Linked DNA regions of Homo sapiens: regions 2, 3, 4 and 5 are each linked to region 1. A link is a contact called in ENCODE Hi-C or POLR2A ChIA-PET data. All regions are on one chromosome and are shown on one strand. Each heading gives the region's core, a stretch centred on a gene start or an enhancer-like site at or near the end of the contact. The rest is flanking DNA. Distances are from core to core; before and after follow the strand shown.

Region 1 (4,770 bases), core at 903-3,402:
ATGCTATTTTAAACCTGATTTGCAGCAGGGCAGCAGACCAAATTAAAGCACTCATTTTACTGACCTGAGTCCCAAGCCTGAATTCTCTGGTGGATTATTTTTAATTTAAAAATGAGCTCTTGTCCTATAAAATAAGCAGCACCAAGGAGAAATGCAAGACAGCTTAAATGGCCCAAGAGGCAGCGCAAGTTACTTTTACAAAAAAACTGGAAAGTATTAGTGACATTATCTCCACTTCTAATTTCAGAAAATGACTTTACAGTATACTTCTAGGTTATAACGTAGACAAGTATGTCTGTGAAACTGCTCCTGAAGGTTTCCACGTAATAGCTGCAGGTAAACAAATGTTATAATATGACCACACAATGCAATACTATGCAGCCATTTAAAATACAATGAAGTCGACTAGGTTTCAGGCATAGAGAAATATGTGTGATAATATGAATTTAAGAACAGCAAGTTGCAGATGCCATTTTTGGAGAAAAACTTACATCTATGTGTGGGTATTAAAAAACCTCCCTGACATACACTGACATCTATGATTCTATATTTAGCTGCGAGGGTGTATGTATATATAGTTTAAAAAGATACACACTAAACCTAACAATGGTGGGAAAGGAGGGGAGAGATCTTGGTCTTTCATTTTACTTCTTGTCTTGGTGGCTTGCATTTTTCGCAAGGGCATTGAAAACTTTTTACATTAAATAAAAAATGAAGTGATGAGCTTTAAACAACTGTAACAACAGCTCTTGAGTGCCCTTGTTAATTTCTTGATTGACTGTTTTCACCCCACTTAGTACAACAACGCAGCCACAACTCCTCAGTCCTTCCCAGTCTTTGGAAGGCTAGGAGAGAAAAAGGCGTGGCTTGCAGGGTTTTCTTCTAGCTAGAGGAAAACAGGCTGTAGGCGCCCTTTTTTTAGCTACAATCCCGAGAGCTCCCACGTGTCAGGGGTGCGCAGACGGTAGGCGCGGGGTGCAGGACTCCAATTATCAATTCAGCCGAGCCCAGCGCTGGTAAAGGGGGCGTTTAGCTCGCCCGTTTCCTCCCTCCTCAATCCCCACACAGTCAGTTTCTCGGTCCAAGTTTTACTGGTGCGGCCCAGCCCTACCGAGAGTACCCGAATACACGTCTGCAGAGGACGCGGGCATTGGGCCGGGTGAGCTACGATGTTCTAACGATCAGCAAATGCCAATTAATCTGTTAATTGTCTATTAACAATTATTACTCGGTAAATGTCAACCCAGACCTACACCCAAAGTGGGCTTGAGGGAGGGTGGACGAAGTGTAAACATTTTTTCTTTTTTTTTTTTAAATGAGAGATGCCGCCCGCCTCTCCGGGCCTGCGAGTGGGCTGGCGGATACCGGAGTCCCTGAGGTCACCGGCGGAGGTACGTGGGCTGTCCCTGGGCTTACCTTACAGGGAAACAGGACTGCCGAGGCCACCTTCTCCATAGCCAGGTTCCTGATGCTGGGCGTCAGGGCGCCCCTGCACGTCGGGCAGCAGCTCAACTTCTGGCGGCATTGGTTACACACCAGGTGCCCGGCCTGGCACTGCAGAATAGGAGGCAGGACATAGTCAAAGCAGACCGGACACTCGAAGAGCGAGGTCAGCTCGTGGTGCTGCGGGGACACCGGGCCGGCCCCGCCGCCGCCGCCGGGGCCCGAGATCACCGCCGCCGCGGCGGGCACCGCGGACGAGCCGGGGCCCGCAGCCGAGATGGTGGCGGCGGCCGGGGGCGCAGCCGGGGACGGAGTGTGCTGGGGCTGCGGCGGCGGCTGCTTGCTGCAGGGTTTATTAGCGCTGGGGCCGGTGGAGGACGGGCGGCTCATCGCGCTCCGAACCAACCATGGAACTGCGGGCGCCTGCCTGCCGCGGGGCCGCCCGGGTCAAGGCGGTGCGCGCCCCGCGGGCAGCGAGCTCCGAGGCAACGCCACGGCGCCCAGCCCAGGTCCGGGCGGCGGAGACGCTCGGCGCCCGGCAGGCGGAGGGCTGGACCGCGCTGATGCACTCCGCAGCCCCCGGCGTTCCGAGCACGCCTCCGCGTCGGACCCCGCGCGGTGCCCTCCTCCCGGCGGCGTCCCGGGCCCCGAACCCCAGCGGTGCGCAGAGCCCTGGCCCACCCGCTTCTGGAACAGCCGCTGACGCAAGCCCCGGGGGCGCGCGCGGACGTGACGCCTGGACACGTGTGCGGCCGCCCAGGCGCGCGGGGACTGGCAGAGCCACCCTGCGCCGGGGCGCTGGCTCCGCCCGGCTCCAGCTGGCAGCGCAGGGGGCCGCCTAGCGCCGGCGCTTCCTGCTCGGGCTGCGGGCCGGGCCTGCGCCAGTGAGCATGCCTGGCTCGCTGCAGCCCCGCGGGGTTGTCTTTTCTGGGTTGAGGAGGGGGGCTACTCTCGGGGAAGCGTCGCCGAAGTCCTCTGGCCACACCCCGGGGTGCCTGGCTGACGCGTCCCTCAGCTCAAACGAGAAAGGCAACTTCAGGCGGGGCGGGAGCGTGGACGGTGGGTGGGACCGGACGCGGGCGGGCAGGGGCGGGGCGCGGGCGCCCCTGCACTAGTCGGAAAAAACCGAGAGGTTTCTCTTCTCAGGGCTGAGTCACCAGCACGCAGGAGAAGAGGGCGAAGCGGCCACCCGCGTTCTGTGTTCGGAGTCAGGACGAGAAGCATTGGGTGGGAGCAGGGCGAGGGGCTCGAGTTGGGTCTGCAGCGGGCACAGGACCTAGTTTTGTACAGTTAACGGTGGGGTTGAGTAAAGAGGGGGGCGGTGGGGAGGATGTAAGCTCCCTTTATTCCTTTCCCAGCGGACCAGGAGGAAGCTTCGTTGAATTGAGCGCCCCTGGCTCGTATAGCAGGCCGAGGAGGGAGCTCATGGGCAGCGTTGGCTAAGAGTTCGAGATCATCTAGAAATGTCAGAAACGTAGGTTGGGTCGTGAGGTCTCTGAAGACAGTGGGTGAAACTCCAGTGTAAGGCGCTGCGTCCGCTTGGTAGAGAGCCGGCCGAAGTCCGAGTCTTTGTTGCGAGGCGTAGGGCCACCCTGCGCGCCCAGCAGAAGCGCTAGAGGGCACGGTTGCCCGGGGTGAACCGCATGTCCAAATGTAACTGTGTGCTCCGAGTTAAAATTGTTTTTCTGCAGACTTTGCTTGAGCCAACGATTCCGGAATTGGGGAAAGGGTTACCTTAGGTAGAAATCGGAAATTTATAGGAGACACAGAGGTAAGGACCAACTGTTAGGACTGAGTGAAAAATGGTTCCCTCCAACTGTAAAAGTGGAAAAAAAAATACCTATCTTATAGGTGGGGCAGTGAGGAGTAAATGAGTTTAATATATTTCAAGCTTTTAAAACAACCTCGCCCATCATAAGCACTGTTTAAACATTAGCTCTTATCTTTTAAAAATATTAGTGGATGTTTAAAATGAATGAATACAATTTGTCCAAGAAATATGGCGTAAGAGCCCAGAAGAAATAAAGTTTAATCTTACAAAGGGCTTCTGTAGAAAGAATACATGCATGGAATTGATGGAATTTGGTATAAATCTTGAAAAAACTTAATAGGTGTATTCAATCGTTCAGTAAATGTTTCCTGAGCATTTATCATGTGTCAGCTACTGTTGGAGCTCTGAGAATGGTTCTCATGCAGTTTACATTCTAGTAAGAGAGCAAGGCCCAATAACCAAGCACTCGTGGGAGAAGAAGGATTTCAGATACCACGGGGTGGGCAGGCATTATAGCAGGAGCTAAAAAGCACAGAGTGAAAGCATGTATTCTGGGATTGCATTGGGACTTGGAGGGGATATAACGGGAGTGTAGGGGTGTGGCGTTAGCACAAGGGGAGCCTCAACTGGCTTAATAAGACATTTACCTCAATGATAGGGGTAAACCACTGTAGGGTTTTGTTTGTTTTTTTAAGAACACACAACAACACTAGGTTTTGTAGGTTTTTGGAAGCTCTTTAGTAACATGGCTGAACCTGAGTTTTTGGATAGGTAGGGAGCATAAAATAATAACTAATGTTAATTGAGTGCCCACTGTATGTTGGGCATGGATAGTTTTAAGTATTTATCATAACTCTCTGTGATGAATACTACTGTTATCTCCATTTTACAGTTGAGGAAACCGAGACATAGGTTACTTTGCTCAAGATCACACAGCTGAGAATGTGGGAACACGCTAGGAGCCCTTCTTAACTACTAGTCTGTATGCCTCTAAATTATGCCTGATTCCTACTTACAGTCTTGTTAAACAGTTAAGATTAGCACACTCAACAGAGTCAGAAAACAGTTGTTCAGCCTATAATAAAGCACTAAATTTTGTGGGCAAACTTTACATAAACTCTTTCCTTAGCTGGTCTAGAGAGAAAAATTAAATCATGTTCTATTTATTTCATTTTCACCTTTTTATGACACAAAATATAAGTGATAACACAAAAATCACCTACTGTTTTACTGTTATTGGAGGAAATGTAATATTTTTCATTCTTAATTTAAAATCAAAGCATTTGGAATTTATTAATGGAACACATTTTCTTTCCTTCCACTTCTAGCCTCTCTGTGTGATGACCTCCATCCCCACGGCTTCTTACTAGCTCTCATTAGGAGACTGGAGTCCTCACCCTTGCCCCATTGACACGAGCTTTAAGTGTTCCAGCTAGATAGGCCCTGGTCATTCAGAAAACAATTTGGTTTGGGAGGTGTTGAAAGAAATAACAGGAAAAGCAATTCTCTGCAGAGAGAATTTGGTTTATTTTTCTAAAAATACAGCGAACCCATCC
Region 2 (4,770 bases), core at 973-3,472, 7.8 Mb before region 1:
AGGCTGGGCGCGGTGGCTCACGCCTGTAATCCCAGCACTTTGGGAGGCCGAGGTGGGTGGATCACGAGGTCAGGAGATGGAGACCATCCTGATTAACATGGTGAAACCCCGTCTCTACTGAAAATACAAAAAATTACCCGAGCGTGGTGGCGGGCGCCTATAGTCCCAGCTACTCGGGAGGCTGTGGCAGGAGAATGGCATGAACCCAGGAGGCGGAGCTTGCAGTGAGCCGAGATCACGCCACTGCACTCCAGCCTAGGCGACAGAGCGAGACGTCTCAAAACAAACAAAACAAAACAAAACCCTGTTAAGATCTAGTGTGCTGAGCTCTTCAAAGTGGTAAAGTATAGGTTCCTTGGAAACAGAAGGGTCTCTGATTTAGGATTGGTGGGGAGGGAGGACTGTAAGCCTTCCTGGAGGAAGGGACATCTTCACCCAGAGTAGAATTGGATTAGACTTCAATGAGAGGGCAGGGCAAGGTTGAGGGAAGAGGCCCAGAACTGAAAAAGTATGACAGAATCCAGCAGTAGAAGTAAATTGAATTGGGTTGGAGGGTGCAAGTCATTCTAATTTCATGTGTAGCACTTGTCACTTTCAGATCATTTCTTGTTTACTGTCTGTTCTTCTACCCTCATACCCTCACAGAGAATAGGAGGCCTGGCCTGCTGATTCCTTAGTGGCTGGCATATATGTCTGTTAATCTTTCTTGAGAGCCAGCCTTGTGTCAGATCCTGTTCTAAGTGCTTCCCTCGCTCCCCACCCCCGCCATTCAACAAAATTCTACTTCTTCAGAGCTGGTTCAAATGCTTTCTTCTCTATGACCACCCCCCCCCCTGCCCCGCCCCGTCTCTTTTCCTCACTCCTACTCTCAGAATTAATTACTTCTTTCAGAGGTCCCTCAGCTATTGATCCTTCCTTGCAGCATCAATTTAATTATGCATAGTGTCAGTTTGCGGTTTCCTTGTCTCCTCCATTTCTCATTAAGTTTTAAATCATATGAAGACAGTGCATGTTTGTCTGTCTCTGTAAGCCCTACAACACTTTGGGCAGGCTTTTACACACAAAACGGGGCTCAAAAATATTTTGAATAAATGATTTAGGGAGAGGTCCACAAACGCCCTCCACTCCCACCCTAGTCCTCAGAGCAATACTTTAAAATAAAAATCTGACCATTTCAACCTTGTTAAAGGCCGATCTTCATTCTGAGAACAGAATTCTAACTCCTAAGCACGATGGTGACCTCAGGGCGCTGTGTGAACCTGCACCCGCACCCCTGTCCAACCACGTCCCTCCCCACACCTGGTCTAATAAAACGACTGCTTTAGGTGACCTGCACGATCGGCTGTACTGATTCATGCCACAGGCTTTTACCTCAATTACTCCCTCTGTCTGGAATGTCCTTTCTTTCCTTGCCTGGCCTGATTCGGGCATGGCCTTCTCAAGCAAGCTTTCCGTCTTTGAATCTAGGCCCTGATTAAGAACTTTTTAAAAAAGTACTAAGTTCAGAAAAGTTTAATATGGTGTTCCCCCATTTATGTGATTAAAAATGAAAACAATACTAAAGTGTAAAATGTAATCTTTAAAATGTCACACAACTTTACATGCATGCTAGATTTAGAATACCATCTGTATTTACGATTTTCTCTTATTGACTGTCTCCACGCGCACCCACTCTGCAGACGCCCTAAAGAGTGTCTATCGGATCACCCTCAAGTTGGGTCAAACGGCTCCTCTTCTCGGCTTTTCGGGAGCAACCCTATCTCAACATTCACCATCTTAAGATGAGCAGACTGCAAGTTTGCCTCTCCCACCAGTATGGGAGCTGCCGAAGCGGCAAGAACAGCGTTTCCGTCCATCGAGCGCCAGGTCACCAGTCAGCTCCAGTCCTATTTTGAGTTGAAGTAAAAGCTCCTCCCTAGATGGCCAGTGCACGTCTTTAAAAAGCGACTCCTTTCCCACAAAGGAAATACGACTGGTTCGCATCTATCAAGGGTTGGCGTTGGGATAAGAGGGTGAAGTATCAGCTGGCCCTGATTCTCTGAATTCCCGGACCCAATAACGCGACCAAGCACCGTGACTCCCAGGAAAACTAGCGGAGTGAGCGCGGCTGAGGAAATTACTGACACCGGAAGTCACGTGAGCGGCTGCCCCTAAGGTCGCTATCTCGACAGTCGACTATTCAGCCTTGCAGGCGCCTCTGGCGGGCTTCACTGAGATCCGCTCTTTCGGTGCTCGACTCGCCCGTGCTGCTGCCGCCGCCGAAGGAGGGGCAAAGCTCAAGATGGCGGACAAAACGCCAGGCGGATCTCAGAAGGCCAGTTCAAAGGTAATTTCTGACAAAATTTCGTAAGTCAGCGGATCTACCACTGTCGTTTGGGGCCCACAGACGCTTCTGGCCTGTGAGAGGCGATTGGGATTGGGGTCTGCATTCTAGTCGCGACGGTAGGCCCGGGCGCCGCCGCACCGTTGTGCGCAGGTTGAGAGGCCTGGTATCTCCCCATAGTCCCAGCCGGGATTCAGCTCGAGACTGGCGTGCCCAGTGGGTGGAGGCGTGAGTGCTTCGGCCCGCGCTTGGCATTGGAGTGAAATCAGGAATTCAGATTGAGGTCTGAAGCAGTGAAAACGCTCTCCTGTATCTCAGCTTCCTGCGCCCTGAGGCCGCCAGACAGCGCCTGGGAGAGAGGCGGGAATCGCTTCCCGGTGCTTAAATGTCTGCTGCTTTTTTCTCGGTTTTGGATCTCACTCACTTCCGGCCTCCCTCAGTTTCCCTCCAAGGAATGAATAACCTCTAGGGTCGCCAGCTGTGAGGGGAGGACCACTAGGGCAAAGACACGGAGTGGGAAATGCAGAGGCGGGAGCAGCTCTCCTTTGCAGTGCTGCATAGCCAAGGTTAATGTACAGTCTACACGTGGTCTTTACCTTAACGGGAAGTAAAAAGCACTTTTGAGGGTAGAGGACTCGTGGTCTCTTTCTTTATGTTGAAGAAACAGTGAAAAGAGAAGCTCCGTAGACTTGTAAGCTACATACGATTAGTAAATTGCATTTGTGTTTACAGGGAACCCTGGGCACGTATTGTGAAACCAGTGAGCTGTGGTAGTAGTTAAGCATTAGTACGGTTGGGTTCTTAGTTGCCATCTTGGGCGGGACATTTAATCGTTTTTTGGTTTGGGTTTCTGGTCTCGAATATATTAAAAGTAATTGGTACTGCCACGAGGTAGTTAAACTTTCCGATGCTGATGCAAGAAGCTGTGTAACACTTTCAGGTGCTAGGGACTGTTAAATCTTAAAGAGTGTGTGACTGTAAATCGGCTATTAGAAAGTTAAATTTACGGTAGGAGAGAAGCTTGCGTTTACAGTTCTGAGAAACATCATAACTCGTTTTCTACTTGCTTTCTCTAATCCGACTGTTTATGCCATTTGGTGAACGATGTACACCAAAATAATTAATTCATAATTAGTAATGGTCTTAACAGACATCGTTTAGTTACATAGAAACTTTGGTGAGGGGCCAGTTTCGGCTTCTTTACAAGGTATTGTGTCAGTTTTTTTTCCCCCTCCTCAGTACATTTTCTCGTCTCCCTCTCTTTGGGGGCGAGCTCTACCAACTCTTCTCAACAGACTCCTGACAAGAACATACCGTTAGGGAGCTATTACTAAAGCTAGCTACGTTCATAACAAGTCGTGCATAAGCCTCACAATTTTTGTTTCTTCTCAAAGTAATATTTTAAGTATTCCCTACTTGAGGTCTTGGATACATTGAAAACATTTCAATGTCTGTGTTCAGGCTTCCTTCTAAAATAGTGCTTCTCATGACTGAATGTATGGCTGTTCTCAATAAATAAATTATTGGATTATCCAGTAATCTTTTCTGTTTATATTGCCTTAGATTATAATCTCTTGATGCTATTAGCAGATTTCTTACTGATGTCTGTGAAAGGAATCAGAATATCTTAACTAATTTGGAGGCTGCATAATGTAGTGGGAAGATTATGAATTTTGTTAACAAGAGATTTGGGTTCAAATCCTGACTTGGTAATTAATTATATTTGCGATAATAAGGCAGATTGCTTAAACTCTGGAGCCTCAATTCCCTCATTTGTAATGTAGATATAATTCTTTTTTTACATGGTTGATATAAGGATCAAATGAGATAATGTCTATGAAGTACATAATAAATCTTAATTTCTTTCCCCTCTTTTTGTTTTTAGAGGAAATCAAAAGTTCTTAGCTTTCAAAATGTCAGGATAAATTTTAATCCTGTGATTTGGAATCTAAGTCATCAGCTGTCATAATGACTGCCCAGATAGCTGCTTTTTATTTATTTTATTTCTTTTTTTTTTTTTTTTTTTTTTTTGTGAAAGAGTTTCGCTCTGTCGCCCAGGCTGGAGTGCTGGAGTGCAGTGGCACAATCTCGGCTCATTGCAACCTCCGCCTCCCGGGTTCAAGTGATTCTCCTGCCTCAGCCTCCCTAGTAGCTGGGACTACAGGCGCCCGCCAGTACGCCCGGCTAATTTTTTGTATTTTAGTAGAGACGGGGTTTCACCATGTTGGCCAGGATGGTCTCGATCTCTTGACCTCGTGATCCACCCGCCTCAGCCTCCCAAAGTGATGGGATTACAGGCGTGAGCCACCGTGCCCCGCCCTGCTTCCCTGCTTTTTATTTCTAACACATAATTTATTAGAGAAATTGTAAGATCATTTTGGCTAATACTACAGTATTTAGAATTTCTAGCCTTTGATATCTGGTTTGATTTCCTTTCCTCTGGAAAG
Region 3 (4,770 bases), core at 1,406-3,905, 6.1 Mb after region 1:
TAAGTAAGGAATAGCTCCCTTCATACCTCTGCCAAGGTAGGTATGTTGTAAGCATTATTTCTACCATACCAAGATCACACATGAGTCAGTGGCAGGGCTGGCACTACTCCCTCATGACACTTCAGTTCACAGGTCTAACCATTAGAGTACTGCCTATACATTAATTCATTCCTTTCTTCATTCATAATATTAATTTGATGCAGTTTGCTAGGCACTAAGGATCAACTCCTTATTTCCTACTGAACTCACATTATATGAACATTACGATTTGTAAAATAAATAAATAAAGTAAAATAAAATAATTCTGGTCTGGGCATGGTGGCTCATGCCTGTAATCCCAGCACTTTGGGAGTCCCAGGTGGGAGGATCGCTTGAGCCCAGGAGTTTGAGACCAGCCCAGGCAACATAGGGAGCCCTTATCTCTACAAAAAATAAAAAATTAGCGCGGCGTGGTGGCGCACCTCTGGTCCCACCTACTGGAAAGGCTGAGGTGGGAGGATCGCCTGAGCCTGGGAGATAGAGGCCGCCATGAGCCCTGACCACCCCACAGCACTCCAGCCTGATCAACCAAACAGACTTGTCTCAAGAGAAAAAAAAAATCTGATAAAAATTTTAAATTCACAACAGAGATTTTTCTGTACCTGGTGATTAATCCTAATTGTTTTATAGTAACTAACATACCTATCAGTGAGCCAAATGTATACTAAGGAAATGACTGAAATACAGAATTTTAAAGATATATGCTCTTACGGCCAGGCGCAGTGGCTCACGCCTGTAATCCCAGCACTTTGGGAGGCGGAGGCGGGCGGATCACGAGGTCAGGAGATCGAGACCATCCTGGCCATCGAGAAACCCCGTCTCTAGTAAAAATACAAAAAAAAAAAAAAAAAAAAGCCGGGCGTGGCGGCGTGCGCCTGTAGTTCCAGCTGCTGGGGAGACTGAGGCAGGAGAATGGCATGAACCCTGGAGGCGGAGCTTGCAGTGAGCCGAGATCGCACCACTGCACTCCAGGCTGGGTGACAGAGCAAGACTCCGTCTCAAAAAAAAAAAAAAAAGATATACGCTGTTACGTTATAGATGTTATTCATGTGTCTGTCTCTAACATGAGGCTTTTTGATGCTTGCCCACACAGCTAATACTTGCGTTTTCTGTGTCTAATTAGAAGTTTCCGCTGGGTATTATTGTTGAGTTGGTATAAGATGTTCAAGACCATGAAAAGATGAATGTAACAGCTTCCTCATGGACTGATTTTTTTTTCAGTTCATCTGTCCTTTTAAGTAATCTGGCTGTTTGTACCCTGACTTTAACTGAATTCACAATTATTCCTCTTGCCAAACCATGCTTCCAGACTTGACTGTATAAATTAAATTTCATGCACGCATATGTGAGCCGTGTGTACTGCCTGTTAAACTAAGTAATATAAACAAATTGAAGGCACATTTGAATGACCTTTGAATTCCGTGTTAGAGTAGTTTTTAAACAGTTATCTACTGGGCAAAGTGTAAGAGACAACCATTTACAGAGGTTATTTTCAGTGTGCTTCTTGAAAACCCATTTGCTCATAGAATTCAGCCTCCTAATCATGCAAGTTGCATTTTGTATGGTTTTCTTCTCTGGCTCCCCACCCTCTTAGAATAGTTCTGACGCCCCCACCGGCGACCACCTGGAAGGGGCTGATCCACCCCCACCTCCCTCTGCGAAGCGCGGAGCGGCTGCGGCCACCCGGCCAGAGCCAGCGCTGAGCTGCGCTGCGCTGCGTGACTGGCTGCATTTCTCAGCCCCGACGGCTGTGGTTACTCAAACTGATCTCATCGCAGGTCGTCACGACACGCGCTTCCCCTCGCCTGCACGCGGCGTGGCGTGAGAGGGGCCCTGGCAGCCGGCGCGCCCACCCCTGATCCTTCGAGGCCCACGATGAAGCCCATCCTACTTGCAATAACGGCCCCGTTCTCATTCTTCAAAAGACGGCTCCCAGACGTCAACAAAGAATCTAACCTACACAGCGCCGGCCCTCGCTCCTTTCAGCCTCAGCGAGCGCTGCCCTTCATTACCCCCCAGCGCACTTCTGGACACTGCGCCGGGTCGCCGGGGTCAGCCGCCCGGCCACGAAAGTCGCCCCCAGCGTGCCCCAGGCGTCAGTGCACGCCGGGCTCCCGGCTCCAGGCAGGCGGGGTGAGGCAGCTCCGCGAAGGCCACTCGCTGGCGACCCCTTCCCGGGTCTCCTAGCCCTGGCCGGGCTGCCCCCGCGCCCGCCCCCGCCCTCGAAATCCAGGCAGTGCGGGAGGCCGCCTTGCTGCTCTCTCCGCCCGCACAGGGCCGCCCGACGGAGCGGGCAGGGAGCAGGCGCCAAGGAGGCCGAGAGGGGCCCAGGGGCGAGGTCGACTCTCAGCCCGCTGTCCCCTTATCCCACGTTTCGCAGCCTGAGGTGTTTGTTGTATATCGGGAACTGACACTTTTCGGCGTTAAAATGAGGGCGTCACCTGCTCGAACTAAAGTCGGTGGAGGGCGTCTGGAGCCGGGCGGAATCTGGGATGCCTCGCCGGATTACGCGGCGGGGTCGGCACGCGAGGCAGGCTCCGGGCGCACCAGGAAGCCCGAGCGTGCACTAAAGCGGCGGAAGCAGGCAGCGGGGGCGGGGCCGGCGGGCTGCAGGCACGCAGGCGGCGCGGCGGCCTGGGGTTGCGTGACCTGCCGGGCTGCGGTCGCACGCACTTCGTGCTTCAGGCGGCCGTCGCCGGGCGGGAGGTGCAGGTGCTGGAGGGCGGCGCCCGGCTTCTACTTTCAAAACACCGCCGGGGAGGGCAGTCACGCTATATTTCTGGGACAGGGAGTGAGTTCACCGGGGGAGGACACAGCGTCCCCTTGTTATCACAACGTGGGTAACATTCGGTAATAAAACGCGCTCGGACAGGATGTATTAAACGAATTGGGAACCGGAGCTGCTCTTTCCATAAGCAATCAAGCTGGGGAAACTTTACAAGGAAAGCTTTAAATTGCGATGCATGGCGCAGGAGTGTGGTTCGTGTGACATGCTTACAGAGAAAGGAACCAGAGCAAGGACGGTGGCTTTGGGACGAAATTTCTGTCCGCTCTGCACAAAGACTAATTACAGAGTCGTGATTTGGGGCATGCTCTCATTCCTCCCGGAAGCTTTCTTTGCAGTGTTTTATTTTAAAATCAGAGGTGGTTGATCTCCCTGGCATACGAACATGAGAGACCTCATTTATATGGTGACTCAAAAGCCCCAAGGACATAAAAAAGGTGCCACGTTTTAAGACACCAGAATCTAAGTTCCTTCTCAAGATCATGTGAGCAAAAAGTGTTTTGCCCGCACAGATATCTATTTACATAATTAAAATGTTTGTAGATTTGCAGATAAATCAAGTTTAGAGGACAAAACAAAAAATGTTACCACGATAGTTTTTAACACAAGAGCACCCCAGTCAACTGAAAGCTTGGGAAATTCCACATTAGTTTATTTTCTATGTACTTAAACTTTGATTTGGTGAATCTATGCTCTCTTATTTCCCTATTATGACTCTTAGGCCTATAGTGCCTAGTTACACACACATTTGTTTTTGTGATACATGTAACATTATAGGAAAGGGGGGATTCTCTAGGGTTAGAATAGACACAATAAACTCCTAGGAAGCTTTCTCAAAAATACATATTCTCATCTCAGCTTACCATATGTGGGAAAAGGCAGCAAGATTCACTGTTTAATTTTAAAATGTTCTACCAGCTGACTGATTCTCACGTGGGATTTTTTTTTTTTTTCCTGGTCTGCCCAGCACGCTTAATTTCTTCTGGGACAGAACTGCCTACCCTTCCTGCCTGGATTGTGCTTCTGCCTTTACTCTTCTAGAATGTAGTTAGAAAGGGAGGTGTCATTGTGTGTGGCCTTGCCTACTTGGTCCCCACACTTGGTCGAGAGGCATATACCTGACTCAAGGTAAGCCAATGACAAACAGCACTTGACTCCTCCTGGCCTTAGTAATTTGGTTAAAGAGATTGCATATCATCCAAGTTGTGCCAAAGAAAGTCATTTCCTGGCAATTTTCTAACAGGAGGGTGGGCATAGATGCCTTCTCCCCAGTTCCTTTTGGTGACAAAATTGGACCGTCAGCCACCACTGCTCTGCCATGTGCAGAGACTGCCAACAATAAAAGAAAATGGAACCAACTTTCATTAAGTGGTAGATTCTAAGGGCTGAGCCTTTTTATGGCTTTTGCAAATTCCACATTGCATATCTGAGGTTCTCAAAGCAATACTGGCTCCTGCTTTCCTGAAACTTGATTGTTTACCTCTTCTGATTCTATGAGAAGAGATATGTATTTATAGAAATAATAAAATATACATTTAGAATGCTGTTTAGAATATTACGGTTTTTTTTTTTTGTAGTTATAACACAATTTTTAACTTGCTTTTTGTCACAGAACAATCTATTGGGACATTCAACCACATCAGCAAAGAACCACATCATCATTTCTAACAGCTGCACACTGTTGTTCGAGTAAATCAATGTATTTCACATTTTAGTATTTCCTGTTTTAAAACATTATAAGACTGTGGTGAACACTGAATATATGTGCTAATAAGAAAGAATTTTCCTAAAGCTTCCAGCAAACGTCTCTTGGAACTTCTAGTCATAATTGGATCATAGACGCATTCCTGATTTAATCACTGGTAAAGGGGAAGGTGCTAACAGAATTGATCTAATCTGAACTCACTTCTGGACTTGGGCTGATTCATGCATGCTTGGGGGTAGGA
Region 4 (4,770 bases), core at 607-3,106, 5.9 Mb after region 1:
CTTTGGCCAGTGACACATTAGTAAGCATGATAAAAGTAAAGGCTTGCACATTGAGGCTTGTCTTTTTGGAATGTCCCCTCTTGCAATCCTAAGATTATGATGCTGTGAGGAAGCCTAAATTAGCCATATGGAGAAGCCATGTAGAGAAAAACCAAGGTATGTAGCTAACAGCCTTCTTTCTGTTCCAGCATCCTTAGCTCGTGGCTTCCATGTCCATATTTTCCACATCATGTTCACTTCATTTTTGTCATGAAACTCCATCTCCATCCTTAAGTCCCAAGACTTATGACCCTAGTTAAGCCATTCCAGCCAGGCCCCAGTATGCCCACGCTAATTGAAGCCCCAGACATCATGGAGCAGAAATGAGCCACCTGTACTATGCCCTGACTGAATTCCTGTGCCAGAGAATTCAGAATCATGAGTAAATAAAAGAGCCATTGTTTTAAGTCATTATATTTTGGGGGTGGTTTGAACACAGCAATAAATAACTGAAATACTACTAAAAGCATAAAGAATGTATAACAACCTAATTGTTACAAGGGAGTGGAATTAATAATCTACAAGAAGGCACAAAAGGACAGAAAAGAAACAGAACAAATGAGAAAAATAGAAAGCCAACAGTAATATGGTAAACTCAAATATTAGCTTCTAGGCAATTCTATGTATGAGTAGACACTGACCAAGATCTTGTCTCAATAAGATTTTAAATGTAAAGATTTTCATCTTTTACCTATTGTCCTCTGAATTCCGCCCATATCATTCTCACCTTAGTTTAATGGCCCTGCCTTGATGCAATTTGAAATAAGCTGCTAAGGAGATAACACCCTTAATCTATTCATTGCTGGTGCGCTTACCCAGTCTGGTTTAGAACCGTTTAACAAAGGCTTAGAATCATAATGTCTATGATTATTACCTCTTAGCTCCTAGTTTTACTGACTTCCATGTCTGGAATTACCAGCACTTCTTTTTCGTACATATGGATTATATGAACTAAATGTATTGTTTCTTCCCTCACTACTGAAAATCTATTCAATATATGGAGTTACAATTCAAAGTATTTTACAACCCAGAAAATATGGCCATTCCGTATGTGGTGTGTATTTCAGAGGTGCTCTGCAAGCTCCATGAGGACAGGCGTGAAGTTCAGGCTACATGCCTGGTACGTAATAGACGCTCTGACAGACATTTGCTGAATGAATAAGTTAGTCACTACGGCGTTTGTGGGCTTTAAAACACAAGTAAATGCGCTTCTATCGCCAAAACCTCACAGCTTCCCTTCTGCAAGGTGGCGTACAAGGCCCACGAAATAGTCGGCCGCCGCAGGTGCGCAGCCTGTCCAGCCTGTCCGGCTCGGGGCAGGCGACCTCGTCTGGTGGCAGTGGGGGAGGCAGCCGTTTGCTTCCTCACAGGGTGTGCCGGAATCAGAGGCTGGAGGCGTCTGGGGAGTAGGCAAATAAACAAAGCCAACCGCACCGAAACGGGTCGTTCCGTTTCACATCCTCCCTCGGGTGTCTGGGTCTTCTCGGAACAAAGTGACCCTCCATCTGTCCGCAGGCAGGTGGAGCCCGTCCCACGCGGCACGCGCCTTCCTTCCTCACAGCCGCGTGTAGACGCGGACCCTCAGGGACACTGCGGACGCGAGAAAGGACACGCCCCCTCGCGGGAGCATAAGTCCACCGCACAGAACTCGCGCGCCTCCCCTCGAACGAACGCGCACGCGCGCGCAGGGGGCGGGTCTTCTTCCCGACACCCACTGAGCGCCCGGCCTCCTCACCCCACCCCACCGAACTCCGGCCGCCCAGGCTCCGCCTCCGCGACGGGCCGTCGGGAGGAGGCGACCGGAAGCCACTTAAAGCAGAGATCGAGGTGACAGGCGAGCTGGCTGGACTCGGAGCGCGGTCGAGGCTTTCTGCGTTCGCGGCGGCGGAATGGCCCGTGCGCGGCTCGCCGCGTCGCGGCTCTGTGGTCCCTAGACGTCGGCTCCCGCCCTCGGCGCTGATCTCCGGCGCGGGCACTGCTTTCCACTCGGCTCCTGTCGTCCGTTCTCTCAGGCTCCCGTTCAGGTAAAGGGCTCCGGGAGGGCACTGAGGGGCTGAAGAACCCTAGCGGGGAGTGCGAGCGCCGGCCTCGCGGCTCCGGCCCCGGCCCCGGCCCCGCGCCGGCAGTGTGCGGGGCTCTCGCGGATCGGGGTGATTGATTTTGAGACTGCCCTTTGTACCGAATTCACTCGGGTCCCGTCAGCATGAAGATGGAATTGGTTTACACTTCTTAGGCACTTAGAGCCTGTGGCAGGTGTATACATCAGACCGAGGCGCCGAAGGATTTAGTTGGGGTCGCAGGCGCCTGCCCCTTCCCCGTTCGTCAGGGTGGGGGCGCGTCTATGCGGCCTCCCCCGCGGGCCGACCCCGGGTGCTCTGAGGCGCCTAGGAGCCCTTCCCAGACCCCGGGGGGGAGGGCACGGCAGCTACGGGAGCCTTCCGGCTACCCCGCGTTTCGGGCTGCAGCCCAGAAGTTTGGAAGATGTTTTCACATTAACTTTGAGAGCGCACAAGTCTTCGTCTTCCTCCCCGCCGCCGCGGGAAGCGCTCGCCGCCTTTCCCCCGCGCTTCGCGGCTCAGTTCTGCGAGCCCCCAAGACCCGTTGGACGCTCCTCGGGAGGTGAGCTGAGGGGGTAAAGAAGAATTAGAGAGAGAAGGCGCCGCGAGTAGTCTCTGGGATGCAGGGAGGCCGGGGCGGGTCGTTGGTCCGAAGGAGGCTGGACAGGAGTTGGGGGGCGCCCAGGCGCCTGCTGAGGGGAAGGCGGGGGCGGGGACGCCCGGGAACACCCGGAATTGCAGAGCCGGGCGGCGCCTCAGCTGCACTGCGCGGAGTTGGCGCGGCCCGGGACCAGGAGCTGAGCAAACCGCCGCGGCCAACAGGAGGCGTCACTCGGACCCGGGCTCGGCGCCGGGGTGTCGCGCGGCGGCGGGCGGGCAGGCTTTGGAGCGGCAGTTTTTTCGGAAAGTGCTTTTGGCCGGGAGTGCCGCAGAACCCCAGCGTCACGAGGTGAGGGGTGTCGCGGTGTGTCGCCTGCCGCTGGAGACCGGAGGATGTGTTCTTCTCATCTTTATTTTTCTGTTATGAAAACTAATTGAGGAGCTAGGTTCTAGTGGCTTTCCCCCTCCAGCCACTTCTCCAGTTCTCTGCTTCTTCCTCCCAGTTTTGTTTCCGAGTTTGATGAAAGGGCAATAATAGGAAAAGTTGCGCGCGCGCGCTTGCGTGTGTACGCGCAGACACACATATAAATAAAATCGATTTAGTGTCTATTTTACCTTGATTGGGTTTGATAGGAGTGGTTAGAGAGTGTGCGCGTGGGGAAAGCACAGGCCGGTTTGGTATGGTGGAGAGGGAATACCACAATCTGTGCCAATTGTGCCTTGAGGCAATAACACCAAATGATGAATAATAACGCCTGGCTTGGCTCCTTTCCAGTTGATTTATGTCTCATGTCAGATCCCTCCTTCTTCGTGAAGCTTTCCCTAACAATGCCAGCTTACAGTGAACTCTCCTTTTTCTGCCTTTTCCTTTTGTACTTATCATGTAAATTTAATACTTCGTTATAAACTGCTTTGTATTTTACTTTTCTGAATTTGATGGACTTCTTACACATAGATTTATGACTCTCCAATTAAATTTTTAATATTCACTTTTGGGGACACTCAGTTTTACCTTTTGTTGTTGACCCACAAACAACAAAGAACTAAGCATTTAATATGTGCTTTTCTTAACTAATTCAGCCAACAAAATATATATGGAACACCAGCTGTGTGCATTGTGGTAGCTAGGCACTTTATTGGGCACCTAGGATGCATATTTGATTAAGTCATGGGACCTTGCGTCACAGATCTCTTTCAGTTTATTGGACAAGAGAGAAGAGGATTAATTGCTCATCACCATTCCTTTCTCACCTGGCACAATCTCAGTAAATGTTTTCAAATTTCAGTTTTTTTCAAGGGGTCTGATTCTTGGAAGAAAGGACTTTTTCGTCTCTTTCAGTAGTTGATTAGGAATCTGAAATTTGGTGTGTGTTTTATATTTTTTTTTTATTTTTCTATAGTATGCCTTCATTTGCTCTTTAAAAATGTATGTATGTAACTTTTCTGAAGGCAAGAACTAGGAGGCTTTTTCTGTGTTACCAAGTTGTGCTTGTCTTCTGACACATCGTGCAGTGGTTGTTGCTAATGGGGCTTCTGTTACTAAACACACCCTTGTATTCCATCAGAAGCGGTAATGTTTTTGGGGGTTGTAAAAGTAGACTCTTAACATTCTTGGATAGTATATTAGAGCTTTCTGAATATAGAAATGCTTAACAGACTCCTGGCTTTCTCCCATAGAACATTTCAATTGAGAGCCCCTGTTACTTGTGTATGTTCTTATACCCTTAAATTGACTCACTGTTTTAAGTTTGAAGTTTATCTTTCATTTGATGAACTTTTAAAGAAACTTTTTGTCAACTCATGAGATAGGTGATACATAAACAACTATAAAGAGAACCGCAAAGCTGAGTGGAAATGTGGTTTCCCTGCTGTCATCATCTAGATACAGTTATTTCTACCTCCCATTTCCCACCCCACTCTAACCTTATAGTAGAAATTCTTAACCTAGCAGAATTGCAAACTCTTATGTATTCAGTCCACAAATGCATGCCAATGGCCTGTTGAAAGACTCTTCTACTTTTACCTGCTGTGTGCTTTTGAATAGCCTTGGGTGCTTTGGAGCCTTAATTTCTCG
Region 5 (4,770 bases), core at 1,456-3,955, 5.1 Mb after region 1:
AGGTTATTGGTGAGAGACTGAATGTTTTCTCCCTAATAAGTGTCAGTGAGTAGCCAGGTATGATGGTTGGGGGGGGCCTGTAATCCCAGCTACTCGGGAGGCTGAGGCAGGAGAATTGCTTGAACCCAGGAGGTGGAGGTTGCAGTGAGCTGAGATTGTGCCACTGCACTCCAGCCTGGGCAACAAGGGCGAAACTCCATCTAAAAAAAAAAAGAAAAATAAAAAGTGAGTGTCAATAAGAAGTTTGGGAAAGAAGTTTTGTTTTGAACTTGTTGAGTTTGGGGCCTAATATGACACTGACAATTGAACTGAGGATGAATATAGTTATCTGGGTCTGGAGCACAGAACAGAGTTGTTAAAACATAGAGCATATTAAGGGTATTTTAACAAGTCCGTATTTTATTTATTTATTTATTTTGAGGTGGAGTTTCACTCTTGTTGCCCAGGCTGGAATGCAGTGGCACGATCTTGGCTCACTGCAACCTCCACCTCCCAGGTTCAAGAATTCTCCTGCCTCAGCCTCCCAAGTAGCTGGATTACAGGTGTCCACCACCACACCTGGCTAATTTTTTGTATTTTTAAGTAGAGACAGGGTTTCACCATGTTGGCCAAGCTGGTCTCGAACTCCTGACCTCAGGTGATCCACCTGCCTTGGCCTGTCAAAGTGCTGGGATTACAGGTGTGAGCCACCGCACCTGGCCAACAAGTCTGTATTTTTAAACAAGTGCTCCAAGGAAGAGTAAGATGAGAAAAGGATTAGGAATAGAAATACTGAAGAAATCCAACACTTAAAGCTCCTGAAGGCCAGACATAGGAAAAGGAGCTAGCAAAGGCAACCAAGAGCAATCACAGAGATAAAAAGACAACTTTTTGGTGCATTTTAAGGAAAATCCAGTTTCAACAAAGAGGGATGGGTCAATAGAGTCAGAAGCTAAAGAAGAAAGAATATCAGGATCCTATATTGTGTGCATGCCAACATTCTTAGCCATTAAGCACAGGTGACCACTAGAATTTATTTATTTATTTGTTTATTTTGAGATGGAGTTTCGCTGTTGTCACCCAGGCTGGTGTGCAATGGCATGATCTTGGCTCCCTGCAACCTCCACCTCCCGGGTTCAAGCGATTCTCCTGCCTCAGCCTCCCGAGTAGCTGGGATTATAGGCGCATGCCACCACGCCTGGCTAATTTTTGTATTTTTAGTAGAGACAGGTTTCATGATGTTGGCCAGCCTGTTCTGGAACTCTGACCTCAGGTAATCCACCCGCCTAGGCCTCCCAAAGTGCTGGGATTACAGGTGTGAGCCACCACGCCCAGCCTAGAATATATTTAAACTAAGCATTGTTTAAGATAGATGGGACTTAGCCAATCCTTAATGCCAGTATATCACATCACATTCCACTCCATTAGGGGTGGATGTTTATGTAAGTTGAGGTTCTCCTATTGGTTACTGCACTCTTCTTTAGATTGTGCATACAGACCTACCCAGAGAAGCCAGTATCCATGGCTTTGGAGAGTTCAAATATTCAATTTTCCGTTCAAAAAAAGGTAAGCGAAATACTTAAGTCTCAGGCCCACTAGGACCTTAAGCCTTTCGTTTTTGTAAATATTTCACTAATAAACTGTCTACACTTTCCCAGATTGGGCAGGCCTTACATTCTATATATACTGAGAGGCACATTATCTCACTAAGCCTCAATTTCCTCATTTGTAAAAAGGATAAGAACATCAATCCTACCTTACTACTTTCACGGGATTGGTTAAAGTTAGCTTTTAAAGTATTTTCTCACTCTGGCTCCTTAATACCCTAGCTACAGTCTGACACAAGAATGACTGCAGCAAAATGTTGGCTGTATTATAATAAAAATATTTGTGGAAAGGCTTTGTTAGCTGGAAGCCATCTCAAGTATTATTCTTTATACCCCAATCTCGATTTAGGCCTCTAGGTAACCAAATTCAAAGTAACACCTCATCATCATGATGGTTGCCAAGGGGTAGGTGGAGGGACTGCAGCCCCTTCCCCACAAACAATTCCAATAAAAACACTGTTGTGCAAACAGAGCTTCACGACCAGTTCCCTGGGCCAGCTGCTCACCAGATTACCACTCCCAAACTCCCTTTTCTTTGGAAATACTGCACCTGCTGTATTTGTGGGGAGCTGTATAACTTTTGAAGTATCTAAGTGATCAGTTCCTACAATGACATCCTTGAGATATGGCCACGGAACTTTCCAAAGCAGCCTTGGCCTCCTTCATGTCCAGCAACCTGAGATAAGGCCACGCCACCGGCTAAGAGTTCCGCCAGGGGCCCAGCTCTCAGGAGGCCTCTTCGGTGCCGCCAGCCTCCCGAAGTCATCCAAGGTAGCAGGCAAATCCGGCAGCAGCAAACTAGCTCGGATTCGGCTTCGGTTTTTCTCCTGGCCGGCGCCACAGGCCCCTCCTCCGGGGCGGGCTCCTCGGTGCGAGGGCAGGAGGGGCGGAGCCGGTGGATGCCGCGGGCTCCTCCTCCCAAGGGCGGGCCGCGGGAGACCCGGCCGGCTTTGCCGGCGGGGACCGGGCTGGGGGCGGGGCCGGGCGCCGCGAGCCCCTCCTCTCGAGGGCCGGCCGGTTTGGCGGCGGCTGCGGAGGGTATCTGAGGCTCGGCTGCCAAGCCGAACGGGCTCTGGCTCCTCCCAGTGGCCGGCCGGGGCGGAAGCAGGAGGCGGGGGCAGCGTGCGCGCTGCTGGTCTTCTCTCCCGCGGCGCTGGGGCCCGCGCTCCGCTGCTGTTGCTCCATTCGGCGCTTTTCTGGCGGCTGGCTCCTCTCCGCTGCCGGCTGCTCCTCGACCAGGCCTCCTTCTCAACCTCAGCCCGCGGCGCCGACCCTTCCGGCACCCTCCCGCCCCGTCTCGTACTGTCGCCGTCACCGCCGCGGCTCCGGCCCTGGCCCCGATGGCTCTGTGCAACGGAGACTCCAAGGTCAGCGTGGGGGTCCCTGCAGCACCGCATCCCGGCGGAGGCGAGGCTCCCGGACCGGGGAGCCACCCCGCGAGGCCCTTCCCCACCCCCTTCCCCCAGCCCGTCCGCGCAGCCCTGCGCCCCGGGCAGCCACGCGTCGTAGAGTCCCTGGTCGGGGCCTGTGGCATGTTTTATCTCGGGAGCGGCGATGCTTTGTTGATCTTGTCTGCGTGTCGAGGTCCGGGCGTCGGGGAGGGCATCAGCTCCCCGCGGCCGCGTCGCTGGCCCCCGCCTCCCCCGCGCCGCTGTGGGGCGCAGAGCCCGCGAGCGCGGCGCGAGGGTGGGGGTAGGGCGGCGAGCGGGCTTGTGTGTCTGCGTGTCGGGGTGGGGGCTTCCTCGGCTCCCACCCCGTCCCTCTGGGAGGCTGGGGGCCCGTTGTGGCGATCCCGGGGCCCGCCGAAGGCAGGGCAGGGTCGGGGCCTCCTGTGCGGCGTTGGAGCTGGGCCGGCCTCTGGTCTTCCCGCCACCCCGTTTCCCGCCTGCCCTCGGCGAGGCCCGCTCCATTCCCCCCGCCAGCCTTGGGCTCCGCGGCGGTTAGGCCGGTTCTGGACGAACCCCTCGGAGCTGCACTGTCTTCCCCCTCCCCCAACGCCCCTGCAGGCCCGCGTGAGGGCTGGTGGCCCCAGGGTCGCGCACTCCGTTCTCCCTCCCCGCTTCCTTCTCAGAGAGGAAAGGGTGTGTGTCCAGGTCCCGCCCCCGTCCAGCTTGCTCCCTGTCGAGCTTGCTGGTTTGCGGGGTAACCCGCTTCCCCGCCTTTGGGGTCCCTCCCCGGGACGCGAGCCGTGCCAGCTCGCCCGAGGCCTGGGCAGTCCGGAGTTCCGGAGTGCTGGAAAAGTTGCCGCCTTGACGTACCCGGCGGGGAGAGCACGTTTGACCGCTGCTGCTCATCTCTCCTCCAACTCACTTTTCTTAGACCGTTCCTCTTACTTTCGTCCCGCTTTTGAATTGGGCACCTTCGCTTTCACCTCTGTATTAAAATTTTCATTGGCCTGGAGTTCTTTCTGACCTTCACTAAGTCAGTTTTGCCAGCGGGAAACCGTGCAGTTTTGAATTGCGATTTACTTCATTAAGATACACCTCCTCTGTACGCTGTTGAGGGCCTAGCTTTAGGAAAAAACTTAATTAAATTTCATTCGGGGGGTGGGATTGTATACTTCGAGGTGGATTTGGTGCTCTACGTCAGATAGTAGTGCCTTGTTCAGGCAGAATTTTAACATTCTTTTTAAAAGGTGCTGCTCAAGGGTCACATCTTAGGAGGTCCTCTTGAATGGTTGCTTAGCACCCGGTAATCATTCAAAAAGTATTTGTCGAACAATGAGTAAAAGATTATAAGGTAGCTGATTTTAACTCTTTTAAACCAAGGCACCAGTGGTGCTTAGGTCCAGGGAGCTGTTAAGACACACAAACCTTTAGTTTCTGACCTAAGGAGCAAATGTAAACCCCATTGTCCAGCTCTTTCCCGATTACTAGTCGACTTGCAAAGCATTTTTCTGCCTAGTTTTGAGTCTTACAACTCATTGGAAAGATTCATCTTTATGCTGATAGATGAAATAACTGGTGTTAGAAGGACTGAAATTTAATTTATGGGCTTTGAAAAATATATAGTGCATTTGAGAGGAGTATTTTCACAAAACTAAGTGACAGAAAAGTATAAGATTTGTTTCCAGAGTATATAAGAGGATTTTTCTTTTTCCTAACTGGTATTTTTTCTTTGTTTTGCTCTAGTTGGAATGACAAAGATAATCTTATCAGTTTGCTATATTTGAGCCTAGGGTGAA

Evidence for each region. A loop is a pair of places that touch in the nucleus more often than their neighbours do. ChIA-PET counts read pairs that join two places held with the same protein, here RNA polymerase II (POLR2A). Pooled maps may share reads with other maps.
Region 2: a map of naive thymus-derived CD4-positive, alpha-beta T cell shows a loop between it and region 1 (15-fold over the local background). The contact joins the promoter of U2SURP here to the promoter of SIAH2 in region 1. A Hi-C loop is called at or near these places in 1 of 168 maps with a recorded cell type or tissue (naive thymus-derived CD4-positive, alpha-beta T cell) and 7 of 50 pooled maps. POLR2A ChIA-PET finds 5 or more read pairs at or near these places in 2 of 52 experiments (MCF 10A and activated B cell).
Region 3: a pooled map shows a loop between it and region 1 (14-fold over the local background). The contact joins the promoter of LINC00886 here to the promoter of SIAH2 in region 1. A Hi-C loop is called at or near these places in 2 of 37 single-sample maps with no recorded cell type and 11 of 50 pooled maps.
Region 4: a map of B cell shows a loop between it and region 1 (21-fold over the local background). The contact joins the promoter of TIPARP here to the promoter of SIAH2 in region 1. A Hi-C loop is called at or near these places in 1 of 168 maps with a recorded cell type or tissue (B cell), 1 of 37 single-sample maps with no recorded cell type and 8 of 50 pooled maps.
Region 5: a pooled map shows a loop between it and region 1 (17-fold over the local background). The contact joins the promoter of GMPS here to the promoter of SIAH2 in region 1. A Hi-C loop is called at or near these places in 8 of 50 pooled maps. POLR2A ChIA-PET finds 5 or more read pairs at or near these places in 3 of 52 experiments (HCT116, activated CD8-positive, alpha-beta memory T cell and naive thymus-derived CD8-positive, alpha-beta T cell).

The regions. Positions count from the first base shown.
Region 1 is chr3:150,761,017-150,765,786 of GRCh38, forward strand. SIAH2 (siah E3 ubiquitin protein ligase 2) reads right to left here and starts at 2,153. Exons shown (of 2, transcript NM_005067.7): 1 at 1,417-2,153. The coding sequence starts at 1,833. It overlaps SIAH2-AS1 (SIAH2 and CLRN1 antisense RNA 1), which reads left to right and starts at 921. Exons shown (of 3, transcript NR_187306.1): 1 at 921-964; 2 at 1,323-1,391. RefSeq lists enhancers at 1,624-2,570, 3,089-3,148 and a silencer at 1,679-2,578.
Region 2 is chr3:142,999,348-143,004,117 of GRCh38, forward strand. U2SURP (U2 snRNP associated SURP domain containing) reads left to right here and starts at 2,223. Exons shown (of 28, transcript NM_001080415.2): 1 at 2,223-2,326. The coding sequence starts at 2,282. It overlaps PAQR9-AS1 (PAQR9 antisense RNA 1), which reads left to right. Exons shown (of 5, transcript NR_125393.1): 5 at 1,680-1,743. LOC100289361 (a long non-coding RNA gene) reads right to left here and starts at 2,120. Exons shown (of 1, transcript NR_034032.1): 1 at 1,498-2,120. RefSeq lists enhancers at 1-661, 1,661-2,660, 1,935-2,584.
Region 3 is chr3:156,814,407-156,819,176 of GRCh38, forward strand. It overlaps LINC00886 (long intergenic non-protein coding RNA 886), which reads right to left and starts at 2,656. Exons shown (of 3, transcript NR_038387.1): 1 at 2,481-2,656. RefSeq lists silencers at 2,110-2,439, 2,460-2,669 and an enhancer at 2,554-3,753.
Region 4 is chr3:156,672,734-156,677,503 of GRCh38, forward strand. TIPARP (TCDD inducible poly(ADP-ribose) polymerase) reads left to right here and starts at 1,857. Exons shown (of 6, transcript NM_015508.5): 1 at 1,857-2,063. It overlaps TIPARP-AS1 (TIPARP antisense RNA 1), which reads right to left and starts at 2,980. Exons shown (of 1, transcript NR_027954.1): 1 at 438-2,980. RefSeq lists an enhancer at 1,353-1,652 and silencers at 2,063-2,112, 2,143-2,212, 2,583-2,942.
Region 5 is chr3:155,867,945-155,872,714 of GRCh38, forward strand. It overlaps GMPS (guanine monophosphate synthase), which reads left to right and starts at 2,706. Exons shown (of 16, transcript NM_003875.3): 1 at 2,706-2,953. The coding sequence starts at 2,927. RefSeq lists enhancers at 2,151-2,200, 2,740-3,499 and a silencer at 2,341-3,560.